Regions from separate parts of the Homo sapiens genome. Here region 1 is linked to region 2. A link is an interaction called in ENCODE POLR2A ChIA-PET data of the cell type or tissue named here. Cell type or tissue: GM12878. All regions are shown on one strand. Each heading gives the region's core, and the rest is flanking DNA. Links, peaks and the distances in the headings are about the cores only. Region 1 overlaps CACNA1C (calcium voltage-gated channel subunit alpha1 C). Region 2 overlaps DCP1B (decapping mRNA 1B).

Region 1 (6,213 bases), core at 1,518-5,517, 69 kb before region 2:
AACAGGGGAGAGGATGAAGAAAAAAATAACAAAATGTTCTGTTCTCAGGAATTTGATATTCTGATATAATTATAAGGATATAAAATCGCAGGGCTTAACACTCCACAAAGGCTAACCGGTTCTCCAGAGAGCCAATATCATAGGCTGTGAAGCTGGGCTTGGTTTGGATGGAAGGGCATGGAAAGACAGGGGTGGGAACAGTGTGAAGGTAAGTATTCTCCAGGTGAGTGCGCTGAGGTTGGCACTTGTGGTCTTGATTGCCCCATCACTCCTCCTTTCTACCGTTGCGCCCTGACTGAGGTTAACAGTGCAGGTTCCTTGTCCTTGATGCCCAAGACAGTCTGTGGGAAGCCTGGTGTCTGACGTCCACCTCCACCAGTCCTCCCATCCCCTGCTTCCTTCCATCCACGTCACAAACGTGACCTCAGGGCTGCACACCACGAGCTCTCTCTGCTTTGGTGTCAGCACCCAGAAGACCCTCTGGAGGCCAAACTGTGAAACCAATAAAGTCTGTCTTCATGTGCCTGCCCTTACATACAGGCACGCACACGCGCGCACACACACACACACACACACACACACACACACGTGCATCCTAGTCCACAGTCCTAAGCCCACATCCTTAAACTGCCACCATCTCCACCACCCAGGCTTTTGTCATCTTCTTCCTGTTATGCTCCCCAAAGAAAGTCCACCTGGCCCTTTGTGCATCCACTCAGAGCTCAAGGGGCCCATTGGCTATTCTGATGACTAATCCACCTGGGATGGAGGCAGGCTGGGGGATTCAGACTCCCTGACTCCCACTAAAACGATGCATCCTGGCTCCTGCATCCCACTGGCCACCTTGATTCTCCCACACCAGCTCGAGCTTGGCACGCCTCCTACAGAGCTAGAACCCTTTGCCCCCAGACCTAGTCAGCAGCTGTCTCACTTTGCCAAATTCATTTCTGGGGAAGCTTTCTCTAGGAATGCCAATCACTCCTGGCCCCTAACTCATGCTTCCAGACCTCGGCCGGTGCCTCTGGGACCTGGGCACCCTTGTGGATTTCTTTGGGTGTCTCATAGTGTTTCCCACTGACCGTTCCCTCTTCCGGTCTCCTCAAGCTCAGGCCCCACTCCAGCTGCCTCATCCCTCCCAGGATTCAGCACCCCTGCCCGAGGCCCCTCCTGTCCTCCTTTCCAGCTCCCCCCATGCCCCTCTACGTTTCCTCATCCCCTGCTTTACTGCATGTCTGCCTCTGAAGACAGAGTGCTACCTCCTTTGCTGGGGTTGAGCCTTCCACTCCCATCCCCAACGCCACTGCCTACTGCCTTCTTCCCCATCTGCTCCCCTCTCTTGCATTTCCAATCTCTCATGTGCCAACAAATCCCTCCCCTCTCCTTTTATTCACAGCCAAAATTCTTGAAAGAGTGGTCCCCATGTGCTGCCCCTGCTTCACAACCACCACGCCTCATCATTGCACAGTTCGGCGGGACAACAGTCACTCTGAACCCACTCTCCAGCCCAATCATTCAATCCAGCGGGCTTCTCAGTTCCCATCTTCCCTTTCACGACTCCATTCAGCAATGACGGCCTCCTGGAAATGCTCTCCTGCCTTGATCCCCAAGACCCTGCAGTAGTAAGGCTCTCCCGCTACCTCCCTGACTACTCTGTCATTGTCTCCTCCATTTTACCCTCCTCCTGTCTGTCTTCAGCTCTCCATCGTTCCTTCCCTCTGCTCTCTCTCTCCCCAATGGCTCCACCTCCACAGCTTCAAATAGCACCTTCTTAGACAGAACTCTAATTCTGCGTGCATGCTGGGCATCTTCTACTTGCCTCCAAATACAACCTCTACCCTTCCCATCCAGATCACAGCACAGGGCTCCCTTGTCTCTGGCTTTCTGCTGGGAAAATCACTCCTTCCCTCTCTTGCCTGGACAGTGGCAACAGCCTCAGAACTGCCCCTCTACCTGCAGCCTCGACTCCCCTACCTTATCCTCTAGCCTGCTGCCTGGAAGAGCAGCTCTGAGTATACCCTCTCTCCACTCAAACACTTTAAACGGCCCTCCATTGCCTACCAAATGCCATGCAAACTCTTCAGCCCAATACAGGGTGCTCCACGCATTATCCCCTTCCTGCCATTCCAACTTTCTCTCCCACTTCTTCCCCCTGCAAAACCTTGCTCCAGCCAAACTCAACTCACTACTCCTTTGAAATCCAACGCACATCCCTGTGAATACATTACAGGCCATCCCACCCTTTCTGTTGGGAATGTGCGCCTCTCCTCTCCACCCCATTTCTATCCACCCTTCAAGGGACGGCTCAGTCACAACCTCCATATAACACTTCCTCCATTTATTCCATCTTTCCATACCACCCTTCTTCTTTAAATCTGTGAGCCTTTATCTTTATATCCTTGTAACATCAAGCATGTTCTGCCTTTTATTACAGTTGCGGATGTCTGTGTGTCTAGGCATAAATCTTACCTCCTAGAATAGATACTTCCCTTAAAGGAAGGGATAGTTGAGGGCTGTACCTTGAAGATACCCTTGAATCCAGAGATCCTATAAGCAAACTGCCTTGCAGATAGCAGACGCTCAATAACTTTTTGTTAATGACTAACCATTCCTATTCTGGAGGAAAAAAAACTATTTAGAATTGTTTTCATCACAACTGGCATGAGACAGTTCATTTTCAGAGATATTTCACAGTCAATTTATCCTAGAAAAGGCTTCTTATCTCCTGGTCTTTCAGACAGCTGGGCATAGGTCAAAATTTTTGCCTTTTAAATAATTTTAAAAACAGAGGCACAAGATCCTATTCACGACAGACCAAATATGAGCTCTGAGTCACTGAAATCCACTTGGATGTATAGCTCGAATCCCCAGGATGTCTCAGGCAGCCAGATATGGCAACAGAAGCTTCCACCTTGGAGAAATGCTGTGCAACATTCCAGCTCTGCACAGCGGCCCAGAGGCACCTGTGAGCAGGGCCAGTGAGGGGGTGTGAGGGCAGAGCCCAAAGGAGAGGAATTTACTAATAGTCGGTTGGATTAAATTAAGTACATTGGCCTTCAAAGTGCAAAGTCTTCTGAGCTTCACATACCTCCATGAGCCTGTGCGCTTTTTTATCCATACCCAGGTCTCTGATTAATGGGTTCAGCTGAGGCATCAATGTATGTGTGTGTTTCTTCCTCAGATTAGCAGAGTTCAACATGCTAAGACAGAAATGCAGCCGATGATATTATCACTCTTAGGTAAAATGATCACCAAGAAAATACCTATCCCAAGACTGGAAAGAGGCTTCCAGAGTCATTTAACTGGGGCATCAATCCACAGCCAAGAGCCTACCACGTGCTGCTGTTTCCCCTGGCTGTCTACCCACTGCTCGCTTCCCTCTCCCCTTCCTCCTTTCCCAATTTTCTCCCCGGACTGTTTACCTTTCTTCTCACGTTTTTGCCTCTCTTGCCTAGACTTTAGATGTATGAGGAGCAGGTGAGAGCCCTGGGAAGCTGCTTTTCCCCTCTGAAGGCAGCTTTCAGGCTGAAGGCAGAGATCCCTTATTAATCAGTCATGCCTGGGGCAGGGCAGGCAGCACCTGGCCAGCACAGAGCACAGAGCTGCCTCCCCCTCACAGTCCAGGGAGGACTCGGCCCAGCCACACATGAGGGGAGCCACCCTCTCCCAACAGTCCCCAGGCTTATCAGGCCCACATCTCTAGCCACAGACATGGGTGCTCCTGGACTAGACACACAGGCAGAGGGAGAGACAGAGACAGACTAAATAGCTTTGTCTTGCCAAACACCAATTTCCTGTTGAGTTACGAAGCCAGGTCAGCAACGAGGTGAAAGCTGAACTGGATATAGAGACACCGGTTTTTTTTGTTTCGTTTTTGTTTCATTTTGTTTTTTTGAACAGAGGCAGTATCAGTCACTCCTCATCAAAAGGCAGCTGTCAGATTGTGAAACACCAATTAAAGTCAAATTTCTGGTATAGGAACTGGGAGCCCAGACTAAATACCAAACCCTCACTACTGACACAATAGGATTTCCTAATGCTGTAGTCTCATCTACGTGGGCTTCAAATTTGGGGCACTACCCAAGGAAGTGGGCTCTTAAAGCTAAAAAGTCATATTGCAGGGCCAGCAATTCCACTCCTAGGTAAACCCAAAATAACTAAAAATGGATTCAAATAGATACTTGAATACTGGTGTTCATTGCAGCACCATTCACAATAGCCAAAAGGTGAAAACGCAAGTGTCCATCAACAGAAGAATGGATAAGCAAAATGTGGCGTGTGCTTTCAATGAAATACTATTCAGCCATAAAAAGGAACGAAGTCCTGACACATGGTACAACGTGGATGAACCTTGAAGACATTATGCTAAGATACCTTTGAAAAATGCTAAAACCACTTTTTTGTATAATTGAAAGAAAACGCTTAATCCCACCTCCAAATGACAGCCAGCTCCCTAATTTCACGTGCTTCCTTTCAATGTCATCATTTATCATGTAAATTGTCATGACCTATCTAGGTCTGAAATTTGTGAGATATGTTATCAACAGTCAGACTACACAGCAAACTCCAACTGTAGAATTATTATTGCTGTTGGCTGGGCACAGTGGTTCACGCCTGTAATCCCAGCACTTTGGGAGGCCAAGCGGGTGGATCAAGAGGTCAGGAGATGGAGACCATCCTGGCCAACATGGTGAAATCCCATCTCTACTAAAAATACAAAAATAAGCCAGGCATGGTGGTGGGTGCCTGTAGTCCCAGCTACTCAGGAGACTGAGGCAGGAGAATCGCTTGAACCAGGGAGTCGGAGGTTGCAGTGAGACGAGATCGTACCACTGCACTCCAGCCTGGTGACAGAGCGAGACTACACCTCAGGAAAAAAAAAAAAAAGGAATTATTATTGCTGTCAATAACACATGAAAATCCATAGAGACAAAAGTAAATTCATGGTTGCCAAGGGCTGGAGAGAGAGGGGAATGAAAAGTGACTACCAATGGGTAAAGGGTATTTTTTGCGGGTGATGAAAATATTGGGGAAGTAGGTAGACCACTGAATCATACACATCAAAAGGGTAAATTTTACGGTATGCGAATTATACCTCAACAAAGCTGCTATTTCAAAATAAATAAATAAATAATGCATGAAGTCTGGAGAGCTCAGCTTACAGGGATGGTCCCCGGGACTCACGGGAATCTCGTTTGAGAATGGAGAGTGTCTATTTTCCTGGAGGGAGTGACTGAGGAAATATTCCAAGAATGGGTGGTGAAGCAAGGCCATGCCACAAATGGGTCCCCCGGGAGACAAGGTGTACTGACCTAGGTGGTCTGTGAAGGCCTGTGAGGAGATGTGAAGAAGCAAGGAGGGCCCTGGCAGAAACCCTGGGAATAAGGGGAAAGAAAGCCAGAGGACGGGACCAGGAGGGGAGGCGGGGTACCACGACAACATGCAGCCATCAAGTAAGAACAAGGATTCCAGCTCTGAGCTTCCACAAGGCAAATCTAAGCCAGGTTCCAGAAGGCAAGGACAAGGTCATTTTCCCAGGATAGAGAGATAGTGGGTTTCTCTTTCTACTGTTCTCCATGGGGAGAAGTAACAGAAAGAGCAAATGTTTTGAAAGTCCGACAGACCTGAATTTAATTCCCAGCCCCAACACTGTCTGGGTGGCTGTGGCCACATTGCTTAAGACTTTGGTCCTCAGTTTCCTTATCTAAAAAATATAATTAAAACCCACGTGGTAGGATTACTGTAAGGATAAAACATATTAAGCACATGAAGCACCAAGAACATTGTCTAACACATGCTAGGCATTCAATAAATGGTGGCTATTACTCTTGCTCTATTTTAAAATTATAACAAGGTAGATGTTATACCTCAATACAGCTTTTTTTCTTTAGAGAAAAATTAAAACATATATGGCTCCACAGATCACAGGACCAGAGCTGGGGGTAGAACAAGGTGCAAACAAATGCGAAAGTGCGAAAGTTTCCCAGCATACTTTTTGATGATGGGATTATTTTTGCTTTGGGAAACTAAAACTAATCCTGTCACTTAGACTATAATGTTAAAGCTCTTTCCTATTTTGATCAGTGTCTTAGGGAGCTACACAGAACTGTCCCCTCTATCTCCAAACCTGCAACATTTTGGCTATGAAAAATAAATAAGTTTATTTTCCAAACCCAAAGTTTACTTTTGAAGCAAAGTTTTATTTTCCAGCCCGTC
Region 2 (6,213 bases), core at 796-4,795:
GTCTGCAGCTTTCTCTATACCCAGTGTGGTGGAAGGAGAAAAAGGCAGCACTCTTCTTTCTAATTAAATCCGCATAGCACACTTATTTTCTCATTGTTTCAGCTAAGGGTATGCTGCTATCCCTGTATTTGGTAAAGAGAGATAATGATGATTTGTTTTATAAATGACAAAAGAAAGACTGCTTCCTGCTGCCTAATCTGCAGAGGCACAATGATGACATAGAACTTGCTTTCTCCTTTTCCTGAGAATAACTCCTCATGTTGGGTATATTTGGCCCATTGAAGTTATATATAATTCCTATTCTATGAGAATTTGTTTTATACCTTTGTGAATTGAAGAGAACATACATGTCTTGTGTGTTTTGTTTTTATTGTTTAGGAGAAAACTGATGTGGAAGGAACCTTATTTGTTTATACAAGGTAAGAGTGTTTCACTTTTATAAAGAAACTAATCTTCAAAATAATATTTTAGCTCCGTTGTGTCACTCTTCTTCAAGTGCATGCAGTTTTATTTCAAAAAGAAGTAAAAGAATTAAATCTCAGTTTTGAAATTATTAGTTGACACGAAGAAGGGAATACCAAATAATGTCACCTGGTATATCGTGATGAATACTAATTTCAGAATATAATTTAAACTTCAATGTAGATGAACTTAAATCATTGACTGGGCACTGTTTAAAATAGATTAAATATTCTTTGATTCAAGTGAATGGCACAAAGTTCTTGAATATAATGCATTGGCAAGGAGCTAGAAGAACACTATCAGAAATACTAGATTGTTCAGTTAATATTTGGAAAAGGGTTTCATTGATCATTTTTCTTTTTTTTGAGATGGAGTCTCGCTCTGTCACCAAGGCTGGAGTGCAGTGGCACGATCACAGCTCTTGGCTTGCTGCAACCTCTGCCTCCTGAGTTCAAGTGATTCTCCTGCCTCAGCCTTCTGAGTAGCTGGGATTACAGGCATGCGCCACCACGCCCAGCTAATTTTTAGTAGCAACGGAGGTTTCACCATGTTGGTCAGGCTGGTCTCAAACTCCTGACCTCGTGATCCACCCGCCTTGGCCTCCTAAAGTGCTGGGATTACAGGCGTGAGCCACCGCACCTGGCTGTTGATCACTTTTCTCCCACCCCTGACTCTTTAAAAAAGCATGATCCAAAATTGAAGATGTCTTTCAGTCCTCCATTGTCTAGTCAATAGAATATGTTTCAGGATAGATTTAATAAACTCATGTTTTTAGTCATTTCTTGTTATCAGATATTAATATCAAATTACGAGTGCATATAGAGACATACATTATGTATATTGGCTCAATAAATAAACTTTTCATTCACATAAACATTCACATAAAATGTCATAGCCAAAGGTCATCACCTTCAATGAGGGTACAAAGATGAAATTAAAAGACCTAATATAAACCTTTCTAGGGGTATCTGTTTCACTGGGGAGACAGGAAATACACACACACAAGTGTATTTTCTTTCCACATATATTCATGTTTATGGTAAGCCACAATACAGGATAGAGTATCCTAAGTGCCAGTGGATAGATTCTGAGCAATGAATGGGCTGCTGTGATCATGGAAGGCTTTATCGCAAGCTTGTCCAACCCACGGCCCATAGGACACGTGGCCCAAGATGGCTTTGAATGTAGCCTGACAGAAATTCGTAAACTTCTTTAAAACATTAGAAGAGTTTGTTGTTTTTTTTTTTTTTTTTTTTTTTTTTTTTTTTTTTTTTTAGCTCATCAGCTATTATTAGTGTATTTTATGTGTGGCCCAAGACAATTCTTCCCTTTCCAAGGTGTCCCAGGAAGGCCAAAAGATTGGACACCCCTGCTTTATAGAGTGATGTGTCTTGAATTGGGCCTCAGGAATATGGTGGAACTTAGCTTGCATAGAGGAGAGGGAAGGCAGTCTCAACAGGAAGAATGGCAAAAGCAGGGGCGGAGAACCTGGTGTGTTAAAGGGACAGTGAGGGAGATGTGGTGCAGAGGGCTTATACTGGTTTATAGTAGTTAGCAAGTGTAAAGAGATTTGCTAGCTTGGAATGGCAGACTCTGGATTTTGAGATTATTTTCTTAGCAGTAGGAAGTTATTGAAGGCTTATGAACAGGAGAGTAATAGAGAAAATGTATGGGGAAAGTCAGTGTATTCACTTCATGGGGACGCACTAGTTCTGGAAGAAATTGGAGTCAGGACAGTGAGAAGATTATTGCAGTGGGGTAGATATGAAATGATGAGAGTTGGGATTAGAATAATAGAAATTGAAATGGAAAGGGTATTGCAATGGTGAAATTTTAAAAATGACAATATTTTGAACATGGAAGATTGAGAATGACAGAAGCATTGGTGGAAAAGAAAGACAGGAGGTCAAGAATGTGGCTTGAGGATCAGCCCTCATTTTACTTTGAAGTAATGATTTGGAACTGGTAGCAGGACACTTGGGTGGAGGTGGCCAGCCCCTCAGAGTAAGGGCAGGGCTGGAGATGGTTTAGAGTTGTCTGAAGTAATTTGGTAGTTGAAACCATGAAATAAAAGCTGTTCCCTGAAGGAGTGAGTATAAAGAGGAACCGATGAGGGTTTATGGTTAGGTTTGAGGGCCAGCAAGGATACAGATGAGTCAGCTGGAAAGATAAAAGCAGGACTAGAACAGCACAGAGAGGCCCATTTGGGGCAAAGTGTGGGCATGATGGAGGTCTGTGTATGCTGGGCAGGAGGGAGCTCAGCTGCAGGGGAGGAAGGTCTGTTCCAGTGGAGGCAACAATGGGAGGTGGAAGGAAGGAATGGGAGGCAAGGCCAGCACACTTGGTGACAAGGAGGTCAGGTTCTTCACAGTCTCAGAAGAGCAGTGGAGTACCCAAGAACCGTTGGTATATGAGTCTACATTATGCTCCCAAACATCCAGAGCACCAGAGCATGCCCCCAGGCAAGTTTATTGGGTAGAGTATGAGCACTCTTGAGGATTCTGAAGTTTACAACAAAAGCCATAGGGTTGCACTGTACTATGTGCCATGCACACAGGGTGCGTTCTCACTCATCTCTCACAACACGCATTATGATTCTTTGGAGAAGTGACAGAAAAGATGTATTAGTAAGTATTAATGATTGATTTGGGGAATTTTTAGTAGGGTTTTTTTTTAACTATGGAAGAGGAACAAATCATACAAATATTTTCTTTTGTACATCCAGACCAAATATAAGTTTGTATTTTCAAGGATTTCTTACTATACTCTAAGTCTCTAATGGAACTCTCAATTAAACAAAACATTAAATTGAGAAAAAAATCCTTTGCTGTTTTTTAGTCTTTTCTCCAAATCTAACTCCTCAAGAATGGGATGCCTCCCTTATCCCCTGCAAAACAAAAACCTCCCAGATCCTAGAATGTTGAAGGCTTTCTTCAGTAGCGAATTACAAAAAGCATGTAAAACTCATGGTGGGTGGGGGGTGGGAGGCTTGTTACAGGGAATGGAGCTGGCAGTGATTTATTTTGACTTCTCTTACAGAAGTTGCTTTAGAGCAGTTGGCACATTTATCCCCTGGGCCTATTTTCTAAATTATGAGATGCTATAGTAGCTGTACTATTAAAGAGGTGAGATCCTGTTGTGATAATGAAATACATGCAGAATCAAATTCTCATTCTTGTATGAAAACACTTAATCCCATTTAAAAAATCATTTATTTCCTCCCATGCCTTCCTTTCTGTAATAGAGAGTTCATAGAGACACCCACTGGTGATTTCTGAACTTGACAGTTCCAGAAGACCCCTAACAGAGCTCTTTGGGAGTACATTTTCATTCTTCCTCTGAATTTAAGTTGAAGTGATGATCATGATTATTTCTGGTATTGATTGTATGCTTACCACCACTTTACCCCTTTGTAAAATAAGCTAGGCAAGGATTGCCTCCCATCAATTTTAAAATTGGAGGTTTCAGAAGAAAATCCTGGTAGTGGTTATGTAGCTGTGTTCCTTGATCAGTATCAAATAGAGGTAAAATAAAACTAAGACATAAACAACTTGTCTTCCTGTTGCTCATAACATTTCTGTGGGTTTGTTAATAACAGCCCTAGCACCCTCATTTAAAGTAAATAAATGAATTCTGCTTGCTTCAGCTTCAGTGTGTAAGTATGTGGTGTTTCATTTGTCACCGGAAGTTGCGCAGTTGAATTACTATATGGCTGTCACCCAAGGGTAGATGAATGCACATGTAGTTGTTAGAGTTTATACTCAGTATAATTTGGATTCTTTCTGCCTGGCAGAGCAGGCATTCAAGGTTTATTGAGTGAAATGAAAATAAAACATCACTAAATGTCACATTTTTATAGAGAAAAACTTATAGTGGTTTATCTGTGAAGCTGTTTGCTTTGCATTGAAGAAAACAAAGTATCTGCCCTTTGCACTGTTATGTAAACTTCTAGTTCAGGCTGTGTCCTCACAAGTTCATTGTTCAGAGTTGCTTCATATCACTAAGAGATTTTGCAGGCTTCAATTTCAGACTAACACTTAAAATTTTCTATGAAAATTTTCTTCATATAATTGTGATGTACACTCTAATATTAACTACCAAGATTGTTTAAAATATCTTTAATTAATTTAACTTTTAAAAAGTATTCTTTAAAAGTCAGTAATGTTTTAAAAAGTAGTTACTCTGCCTTAAAGGAATTTACAACGTTAGGTTAAGAAATAAACAACATCTGTATACACACACACACACACACACACACACACACCACAAATGAAGTATGACTCAATTTTACCAAATGAATCATCATGCCAGTGCTGCTGCATTACATGGGAATTAGTCCATAATGATGCCAGTGGTGAAGAAGTACGTGTACAGGCTGCTTATATAAAGCTGCATATACAAACAAAGGTTGAGAGACACATCAGAATGTACTTATACTGAAAATATAGCATACTAAGCAATTTGTCTATTGATTTCCCCCTGACTCCTTGTGATTTTTAGGTCTGCTTCTCCAAAGCATGGATTCACCATTATGAATAGGCTGAGCATGGAAAATAGGACAGAACCTATTACTAAAGACTTGGATTTCCAACTCCAGGACCCTTTCCTTCTCTACAGAAATGCCAGATGTGAGTCTTTCTTACTACAGTGGGTTGTTTTACTTCTGAAGTTTGGCCAAGTGTTTAAAATTGTACAGTGTTTGCCATTGTGTTTGCATTTGGTATCAGTGGCTATGGGGGGTGTCAGCATTTTAACAAATGTTAATGTTTAGGAAATGCATGCCCTAATGATGGAATAGATTCTTCCTTGGAAGAGTTTAAGTGAATATAAATATGATGATATAAACCTAAACCCTGTCTTTTGAAGCTTTATGGATTTGTAGTGTGAACCCATTGCTGATCTTAAGCCTGAGCAGGGCTGGGTGAGGCAAGTTCTTAGTGAGGAGACTGCAGAGACACACACATAGGTGGCTCCCTGAACGAAGAATTAACGAGTCTGCTATGGCACTTTTTCTTTATGTATCACTTTTGGCCGAGTGAGCTGACAAAGTGTTTGAGGGCCTGTATTGTAGGAGTGCCATCTTCTGAATACAAGTAAATAAAAAATCAAAGTCCAAAAAGTTTCTTTCAGTCATTAAGAATTTAATAACCCTTTGTAATGTGGAAGTCGTAGTAGGTAACTAAATAGTCCTTGTCAGATTTGAAATGAAGTAGCCATCGCCTTTCTCATACTACATTTTACTCTCGTATCGTTTCTGACCACTTGTGTTGCACTGCTGGTCAGCCCAGAGGAAGATTGCTGAAAATATGCCAGTTGCAGGGACATCTCTACACACAGAAAACAAGAACATAATACTCAATATATAAATACATATGTGTGCACACACATGCACCTTATGCTTTGTGGACAGCTTTCATAAAGACCTTGCAGTGAAGAAATGTTTTCTGTATATTTTTCATCCTACTCTTTGAACTCAAGATACATGAATTTGCCTACCATATACTATTCAGTGTAATTTTAATGAGTATAATGTAAATAATATTTGACATTTTAACCCCAATGCATCATTAAGATGCATTAAAATGATGCTGTATATAATTGTCATAATAGGTGGTTATCCTATTATTTAGAGAATAAATTTTTATGAGAGAAAAAAATAAAGCTATTGAAACTATAATATGACTTACTAATGGCAGGTCCTGTGAAATGAAAAGTTTTGCAATATAGAAAAATATTGTGTTTTCTCCTCAT

The links. Peaks named below come from ENCODE experiments on the same cell type or tissue, not always from the same donor. Only the 100,000 strongest peaks of a DNase experiment are listed, where the experiment ranks them.
Region 1: POLR2A ChIA-PET joins it to region 2 with 7 read pairs; 4 of 35 experiments call an interaction of 5 or more read pairs at or near these places.

Annotation. Positions count from the first base shown.
Region 1 is chr12:2,061,825-2,068,037 of GRCh38, reverse strand. The region is part of intron 1 of CACNA1C (calcium voltage-gated channel subunit alpha1 C); the gene reads right to left. Among named protein-coding and RNA genes, the nearest start is that of CACNA1C, 12 kb to the right of the region's middle. In GM12878, for the core only: no CTCF peak of the experiment used is centred there; a DNase peak (open chromatin) is centred at 3,827; H3K27me3 peaks cover 132 bases.
Region 2 is chr12:1,992,141-1,998,353 of GRCh38, reverse strand. DCP1B (decapping mRNA 1B) reads left to right here. Exons shown (of 9, transcript NM_152640.5): 2 at 379-419; 3 at 4,963-5,090. It also overlaps a transcript of CACNA1C not described here. Among named protein-coding and RNA genes, the nearest start is that of DCP1B, 9.2 kb to the left of the region's middle. RefSeq lists a silencer at 4,597-4,891. In GM12878, for the core only: no CTCF peak of the experiment used is centred there; a DNase peak (open chromatin) is centred at 2,613; H3K4me3 peaks cover 869 bases; H3K27ac peaks cover 488 bases.